Regions from separate parts of the Homo sapiens genome. Here region 1 is linked to region 2. A link is a contact called in ENCODE Hi-C or POLR2A ChIA-PET data. All regions are on one chromosome and are shown on one strand. Each heading gives the region's core, a stretch centred on a gene start or an enhancer-like site at or near the end of the contact. The rest is flanking DNA. Distances are from core to core; before and after follow the strand shown.

Region 1 (4,387 bases), core at 1,474-3,973, 140 kb after region 2:
CCCAAACTAGTGTCTGGGAAACCATATGCACTCCATGCATTGTTTGTGAACCAAATACGTAATGTCTCCCAAGCATATGTATTACTGTCTTTCAGAGTATGTAGCTACATTTGTAGAATAATAAAATACAACCTTATTACAATACTACTGAATTCACAGTGGATGTTTGGCATATATTTTTCTTGGCTCACAGTTAATAAACACACACACACACACACACACACACACACACACACACACAACTATAATCCCTGTGAAGGGAAGTGCTCCCTGAATTTTTTCCCTTTGAGTCCTTGTGCTTGGAAAGTTGGGAATTATTGTTATGAACCGCATTCTGGATATAAGAACGTAAGTGTGGGCACTCTTTGGGGGTGAGGGATGAATACACAGAGGGTGCCTTGGTACTCTGGAGTGGATTTAGTGGAAGGTCTGAAGGAAAGCAAAGGACATGTTTAGTTGGAGTTGGATGGGGGGAGTTACAAGTGAGTCTAACCTACAGACTATGTATAAAGTTTGGGTCGTCTGATTAAAGGAGGAAGAGTTAGGGGAGTGAATCTTCTGTCTGCCAGCTCTGTCCCCTTTCTACTCTTGGAGTTAGCACCTTGTCTGTGTGGTACACAAGTGGAAAAGAGGATACACTCAACACTAAAAGTTCTTGAATGTGGATACCAAGTCTAAAGCAGATAGGTACCTGCTTGCCAAGTGTGGTAAGTTCTGGGATGGGAGTCAGAAAACTTAGGTCTGCCACTGACCTGCTGTGTGGCCTTGAGCAAGATTGTCAGCATCCCTAGACTCAGTTTTCTCATCTCTAGAATAAAGGGATTGAATAATAAAGTAATATTTAAGGATTCTTTTCATTCTAAATATTGCAAGCAGAATTTATATTTTTTAAAAAAAGACTTTTATTCTTACTTATAAGCATAATATTCTTGTTTTAAATAAAAAAAAATGATAAGAAATTAAAGGCCAGGTGCGGTGGCTCATACCTGTAATCCCAGCACTTTGGGAGGCTGAGGTGGGCAGATCACTTCAGGTCAGGAGTTTGAGACCAGCCTGGCCAATATGGTGAAATCCCATCTCTACTAAAAATACAAAAACTTAGCTGGGCGTGGTGGCGTGCATGTGTAGTCCCAGCTACTTGGGAGGCTGAGACATGAGAATGACTTAAACCCAGGAGACGGAGGTTGCAGTGAGCCAAGGTCGTGCCAGTATGCTCCAGCCCGGGCAACAAAGTGAGACCCTGTCAAAAAAAAAGAAAAAAGAAAGAAAGAAAAAGGAAAGAAAGAAAGAAATATTTATCACTGCACCAGCCAGGGGAGAGTTCACTTCCGACAAGGTGAGTCTTGAGTCTTTGAGGACTCAGAAAAGGATGATGGTAGTATTTAGGGGAGGAGACAGGTCAGCAAGGTGGAGAGGAGACATCTCATGTCCAAAGGTTTCTTCCACAGATAGGGACACTCCATGTCTGAGTTTATGCTGGGGGAGCTCAGAGAAAGCCAGTCAAGTCAGGTGAGGCTAAATTTGGGAGGATATTGAGTACCAGCCAGGCTGACAAAGCACGTATTTGGACTTTTGTTCTTTGAGTAGAACAGAGCTGGTTGAGGCTTTGAAACAAAGAGACGATGAAGTGATATGTTGGTAGAATCAAACAGATTAGTTAGAGAGTGCAGGCTAGGCTGGAGTCAGGGAGACCACTAATAATTCTGTCTGACAGATCTCAGCTGGATTTTTCTCTCTGACTTTAGTTAAATGCAGTGAGCCTGGATATAGAAACATATATTGTGAAGAGATAGTTGTTGGGGAAGATGGTCAAGGGGGCTGTGAAATTCAGAACAAAATTAGCCAACTTATTTTGTAAATCAGACATACAGCCTAGAATTAACCCAAGTGAAGTTTTGTTTTTGTTTGGTTTCAGTATTGTTACTTCTCACAGCACTCGTCAGTGAAGTGGTGAATGCTTTGCCCTTTCTCGCTGAAGTAAAATGGTTTCCATCTGACCATAACCTTTTAGAACTAGAGAGGATCTTAGGAAAATACGAGCTCAGCTCCCTCTTTTTTACACATAATTTGCAATCTGGAGAGGCTGAGTGACTAACTCAGGGTCACAAAGCTAGTTAGTTTGGGCTAGATCAGTGAGATATCATCTGGTTCCAGGCCTGTTTTGGGTACTGTGTTAAACATTCATGACAACTGCTTTGAGTTACTGAACCCTCAGGAGATAGGAAAAAGATGGTGGAAATTAATTGAGATAAAGGTGGCCCAGGTAGATGTTGAACCACCAGCATTGAACAGATGGCTAGCCTTGGTCACACCCTGCATGAGGTGGAGGTAGATGAGCTTCCCAGATGCTCTTCTTGTGTAGCTCTCCTGAACATGGTAGGTAGGGGTCTTAAGCTTTGGTTTCCGCATGTCTGTGTTCCAGGTACAGGAGCACTGGGAGTGGAGGCAGGGAAGGGCCTTCAGCTCACTATCCTGGGAGAGAGAAGGTGGGTCCTTAGATGATCAGCTGAAATACATGTGAAGTTCCAAGGTTTTTGCACCTGGGCACCAGAAAAATGTTTATGAAACATTACCTATGCTTGTTCTTCCCCCGCTGCTCCAGTGCCTTCTGTTCTCCCCATGTGTTTGCTTTTGATGTTAACTGCCAAGGTGGTGTGGTCATAGACAGCAGGAAGTAATATCTGATATGCAGGTCTCCTGGGGTGGGGGGAGGTGGGTGCCAGGATGGGAAGGGTGGCGGTTTTGGCACATTGTTGTGAGAACTCTGTGCACTTAGAAGCCAACAGGTGCTGTTATAGCAAAGAGAGAGAAGAAGGAGGAGTTGACCGTCTGGTCATACATATAACCAGCATTTTTTATGGTAGCTTTTTACTCTTAAGTTTTTCTAAGGCCACTGCACCATAGGTTAACTCCGAATAAAGTGGGGCTTGTCCTCTGTACTGAATCACACAGCTAGTAAGTATCATGGCCAAGGGCATCTACAAACCTAGGCTTGAGACAGAATGAAAATAGTCCCCAAACCAAGACACAGTATCCGGAGAGCCCAAGGTCCCACAGACGCCTAGGAGGTCCCACCCAGCTTTGCCATGGTAAGGCTTGATCCATTTCCCCATCCTACTTTGAAACTAGATTTTACCATCAGGACTCCCGTTGGGATAACAAAATTCATACTGCTTGTGTAGGACAGGAAACTTGTATTTTTTAAAAAATTTCCTTCTCTTGGGCTTCCAGCGACCCCCCTCCCCTCTGCTTTTCTTGTTAATCCCCATCAGCTGGGCATTCTTCTTAGCATAAAGGATCCCTTGTGAGGCTAAACTGTGAGGGTAGTTTGGTTATAATGGCTTACCTGTAGACCCACTCTTCCACACTCTCTTGTTCAGGATGGAGCAGTACAACAGTGACCAGGAGAACTAGATGTGTGTGGTTCATTTCCCATCCCGTCCCTGGGCAGTGTGTTGGTTGGCATGCAGCCTGAAATATACACCCCCCCAACTGTCTCAACAAGGACAATTTAGCAACAAAACCAGAGGCCCCAAGGAAGAGCATATCTGAGGTTGCTTGGGGATGTCACCAAGGAGAAACAACACTCTTCATCTCTCCCATCTTAACCTTTCTCATCCGTAGACCGATTGAATCTGAATGTCACCCCCATCCTCCCATCCTCCCGAGTTGGTATTTTAATAATCCAAGAGATTCTAACATGCTTTAGCTAATCCGGGATTTAGAAGGGGCAACACCCAAATCAAACCTAGAAGGTTGCAACCAACCTGGGCAGTATTGACCAGGGAGCATTTAGTCTTTTTAAAGATCCTCCTCTCTCTCTTCTGCCTATTAATTCATTCCGATTAATCTGTCATACTGGGTGGTATTTAAAAGGTGACACACATTCGTATTAGTGAGCTGAGGAGAGGAATGTTGCTCCTTTTCTTTCGCCCTTTGTTCTTTCTCATTTCAAATTAGATGACCAATAACCTCCCAGGGAGGCATATACCAAATGGATGTTACATGTGAAGCAAATTGTAAGAGCCAATAAAAAATAAATTCTAATTGTTGATCCAAAGAGTCGCTTTGAATAAAAAAAATTAAAAAATAAAAAAAAAATCACCTACAGCAGTCCAAAATTATAACTGGTTTTTATTTTTATTTTAAAAGGTTCGGCTGAAACTTTAAAAGGTCTATTAATGTTTTCAGAAATTTTCCTTGGTGATGTAACACAGATGTCTTTAGGATATGAATTTAGCTATTTTAATGGTTAAAGCAGTAAATATAGAGGTGTTTTAAAATGTTGCCCCTTTTTGGTGGAGTGGGGGCCAGTTACTTTGCAGGGAACAGGAATAATTCCTTATATTTGAATTTTTTTTTTTTTAACAAAACTTTGTTAACATAG
Region 2 (4,453 bases), core at 530-3,029:
TGCGGCAGGCTGGGTCTCCCACTTCTTGCTCTAGATGACACTGGTGTTTCCCAAGGGACCAACCTCATCCTTCCCCTCAAGCACCACGAGAGTTCATCTTCACCCAACTTGTGGTTGAGTAGGATATGATGAAGACTCCACACCCCAGCCTCCGGGCTTGACCTCTTCTTATCTAACACCCACTGGTCATTTTCTCAGTCAGCAGGTCCTCTCCCTCCACATGCCCCAAGCCTGCCCACTTTTGCCACCACTACCCACAATGATGAGTCACCTTTGACTCTTCCCCCACCTTCTCTTCCACACACTCCACCACTATCCCCATGCCTCTGAGTTTATGGCTAAGCATTTCCATGACCTGCCCTCTCCTCTGCCTTATTTCTACTGTCACTGCCTTAGGGTTCAGGCCTGGCACACCTCTCTCCTAGATGAATGCAACAGCCGACTGCCCTCGATGACTCCAGAACGGTCCCTCTCAGATCTGTCCTCCCCACCAGCTGCTAGAGTGGAAAGTAAAAAGGTATGGCTGTTTATTTGAAAATGCAAAATCAGCCAGGCGTGGTGGCTTACATCTGTAATCCCAGCACTTTGGGAGGCCGAGGCGGGCAGATCACGAGGTCAGGAGTTCAAGACCAGCCTGGCTTAATATGGTGAAACCCCGACTCTACTAAAATTACAAAAATTAGCCAGCTGTGGTGGCATGCACCTGTAGTCCCAGCTACTCAGGAGGGTGAGGCAGAAGAATCACTTGAACCCGGGAGGCAGAAGTTGCAGTGAGCCAAAATCACACCACTGCACTCCAGCCTGGGTGACAGAGTGAGACTGCATCTCAAAAAAAAAAAAGATTCCTCACTGCCAACCTACAACTAAGACCTGTCCATCCCACTCACCTCCAATAAAGGCTGAGTTCATCTCACAGTTCATAAGCCCTCCAGGACCTGGCCTTGTCTATGATCCAGCCTTATTTCCTACCACTCTCCACCTCAACTGCTAAGCTCCAGGTTCCTTGAAAATCTGAGTTGACAAAGCACCCACTGCCATTTCACACCTCGATGTGCAGACTCCTTGGTGACATTTGCAGGACCCCAGGGGCAAGAGTACAAATGAGGCCCACGTGTTGTACCATGTGTCTGAATACAATTTTTAAATCAAGTTAACAACTGGCTCAATAAAATATTTCCTTTCTAAAATTGAGATGTAATTTGCATACCATAAAATCCATCACTTTAAAGCATACAATTCAGTTGGTTTTTGGTATTTGGTGTCCACACGCAGGACCCTGGAGGCCTGCCCGGACTGTTGGGTGAGCCAAGGCGCCCGTGCCTTATCCCTGCCAGGAACATACACCTCAGCCGCGGCACCCCTTTGGGTAATTCTGTTCCTCCTCCCACCACGAGAAGGGAAAGAGGGGGGAAAAGAGATCCCCAAGCCAGTTTGTTCCTTATGAATTGCCCTGGGAGAGAGGTTTACTCTGGGCCAACAACAAAATGATGGGCTAAAATTTTTTTAATCTTCTGCGTATTCTAGTTATTCAATTTATACTCCCCCACCCAGTGACTTCCAATCCCTTTTGCAATACACAGCAAAATACAACTCTGTCTCAGACCATATTTTTCAGATCACATTTCCCGGGGTTGTTTCAGTAAAATAGTATTCGCCGATATACAGAGCCCCTTTTCTTCCCGCATGTTTTCTCCCTATTCTCCACAAGAGGGAGCCAGCAGGTCCTGTTTGGGCCACGGCTTCTCCGCTCCTCACATCCCTTCTCCAACCAGGGCAAAGAAGACGTGGGATCAGAACCTGCGGGCGGTAAACCAAGCCCACAGCTCTCACACTGTTTGGTGAGCAGGGCTGTGTAGAACAACAGGATTTTTCAACAACTTATTTCAAGGGAATAAGAGGTGAACACCTGTTTTTGTTGTTGTTGTTGTTGTTGTTTGTTTGTTTTTTGTTGTTGTTTTGAGACAGAGTCTCGCTCTGTCGCCCAGGCTGGAGTGCAGTGGCGCGATCTTGGCTCACTGCAACCTCTGCCTCCCGGGTTCAAGTGATTCTCCTGCCTCAGCCTCCTGAGTAGCTGGGATTACAGACACATGCCACCACGCCCGGCTAATTTTCATTTTTTTAGTAGAGACGGGGTTTCACCATGTTGGCCAGGCTGGTTTCGAACTCCTGACCTCGTGATCCGCCCGCCTTGGCCTCCCAAAGTCCTGGGATTACAGGCGTGAGCCACCGTGCCTGGCGAACACCTGTTCTTTAAAAAAAAGAGAGAGGCTGGGCGCGGTGGCTCATACCTGTAATCCCAGCACTTTGGGAGGCCGAGGTGGGCAGATCATGAGGTCAGGAGATTAAGACCATCCTGGCTAACACAGTGAAACCCCGTCTCTACTAAAAATACAAAAATAATTAGCCAGGCGTGGTGGCAGGAGCCTGTAGTCCCAGCTACTCTGGAGGCTGAGGCAGGAGAATGGCGTGAACCCGGGAGGCGGAGCTTGCAGTGAGCCGAGATGGCGCCACTGCACTCCAGCCTGGGTTACAGAGCCAGACTCCGTCTCAAAAAAAAAAAAAAAAAAAAGAGAGAGAAAGAGTGATCTGGAAACAATGGAAAAAGCTTTCTGTTCATTGAAGTCCATAATAGCGTTGTATGTACATGTTTAGTGAGCACAAAATTATTCCACAAATATAAATTAACTGGTTTTAGAAAAAATACATGGAAGACATTTTTATTAAGTCTCAGTTGCTGTCCTATTTTTTTTTTTTTTTTGAGACAGGGTCTCGCTATGTTGTCCAGGCTGGTCTCCAACTCCTGGCCTCAAGGGATCCTCCTGCCTCAGCCTCCTAAAGTGCTGGGATTACAGACACATGCTACCACACCCGACTTAATGTATTTTAATGGAACACAAAACTGATTTTTTTTTTTTTTGAGACAGAGTCTCACTCTGCTGCCGGAGCTGGAGTTCAGTGGTGCAATCTTGGCTAACTGCAACATCTGCCTCCTGGGTTCAAGCAATTCTCCTGCCTCAGCCTCCCTAGCAGCTGGGATTACAGGCATCCGCCACCATGCCCAGCTAATTTTTGTATTTTTAGAAGAAACGCGGTTTCGATGTGTTGGCCAGGCTGGTCTCAAACTCCTGACCTCATGACGCGCCTCGGCCTCCCAAAGTGCTGGGATTACAGGCGTGAGCCACCATGCCTGGCCACAAAACTGGTTTTTAAAAGTTGTTTTTTAAATATTAGACAATGTAAATGATAAGGTGACTTGTTTTGTGTTCAAGAGATAGTTCTTCATGCCACACTGTAAAGCAGGTGGGATATCAGGTTAAGGAGACTGGAAGCCCTAAATATTTTGACACCAAGGACTTGTGTGGGCCAGTAGGAAGATGTACTTGGTGGCAGTGGGAGGGACGCTCTGGATTCAGGCCTCGGGACCACGTGGGCAGCCCTGGTCCCCGTGAGTGGAGGAGTGATAAGGGCTAGCGTTGGGTGACAAAGGCTGAAGAAAGGACACATATGTGAGACTGTGAAGGAGTAACTGACAAGGCCTGGTTCTTGACTGAAGAGGTGGAAGTAGGAAGAAATCGGAAGCAAGCTAGGCGACTGATTTGACATTGGTTGTGGTTTGAGGCAAGAGTAGCAGAGGAATGACAATTCACTCTGAATTCCACACTTTGTAATCAATCCCTTTATTGTAATCACAGTAGTATTTATATATATTTGAAAAACAGTAGAACATAGAAGTGTGAAATATGCATTTGAAAAATAGTAGAACGTACATGCGTAAGGCAAGATATATTTGCTCTACAGGCAGGGCTTGTTGCACGGGTCACAGACCCCCTTGCAATAACTCTGCAGCATCTTCCACTCCACCCTGGGCTCTTTGGTGTAGACTATGAGGAATATAAATCTGTGATAGTAAAGAGATATATTATGCTAGAAGCCCATCAGCAAAGAAACTGTCCTGGCATTCTTGTTCCAATGAAGCAGAAATGGGGACATATCCATAAATGGGCTGGGGTGGAGTTAGGGCAGGCCCAGGCAGCCTTCAAATTTTATGCCTTGAGTAGAGTTCGTACCTTCTGGCTTTTCCATCACCCTCCAGCCCAAATTTCCTTTTTTTTTTTTTTTTTTTTTTTGAGACAGAGTCTTGCTCTGTTGCCCAGGCTGGAGCACGATCTCGGCTCACTGCAAGCTCTGCCTCCCGGGTTCATGCCATTCTCCTGCCTCAGCCTCCCGAGTAGCTGGGAGTACAGGCGCCCACCGCCACGCCAGGCTAATTTTTTTTTTTTTTTGTATTTTTTAGGGGGTTTCACCGTGTTAGCCAGGATGGTCTCAATCTCCTGACCTCATGATCGGCCCGCCTCGGCCTCCCAAAGTGCTGGGATTACAGGCGTGAGCCACTGCGCCTGGCCCCAAATTCTTCTATGAAACAAACCTTCACAGTCCACTGAGCTGGTGTGGT

What was found. A loop is a pair of places that touch in the nucleus more often than their neighbours do. ChIA-PET counts read pairs that join two places held with the same protein, here RNA polymerase II (POLR2A). Pooled maps may share reads with other maps.
Region 1: a pooled map shows a loop between it and region 2 (2.3-fold over the local background). The contact joins two enhancer-like sites. A Hi-C loop is called at or near these places in 2 of 50 pooled maps. POLR2A ChIA-PET finds 5 or more read pairs at or near these places in 6 of 52 experiments (A549, HEK293, K562 and 3 more).

Annotation. Positions count from the first base shown.
Region 1 is chr2:65,415,432-65,419,818 of GRCh38, reverse strand. All of the region lies in intron 1 of SPRED2 (sprouty related EVH1 domain containing 2), which reads left to right. Among named protein-coding and RNA genes, the nearest start is that of SPRED2, 15 kb to the left of the region's middle. Within about 2 kb of position 2,723, at least 6 of the 41 ENCODE cell types and tissues checked have a DNase peak (open chromatin) inside an H3K27ac peak, as active enhancers do.
Region 2 is chr2:65,550,697-65,555,149 of GRCh38, reverse strand. No RefSeq gene overlaps it. Among named protein-coding and RNA genes, the nearest start is that of LINC03050, 49 kb to the left of the region's middle. Within about 2 kb of position 1,779, at least 3 of the 41 ENCODE cell types and tissues checked have a DNase peak (open chromatin) inside an H3K27ac peak, as active enhancers do.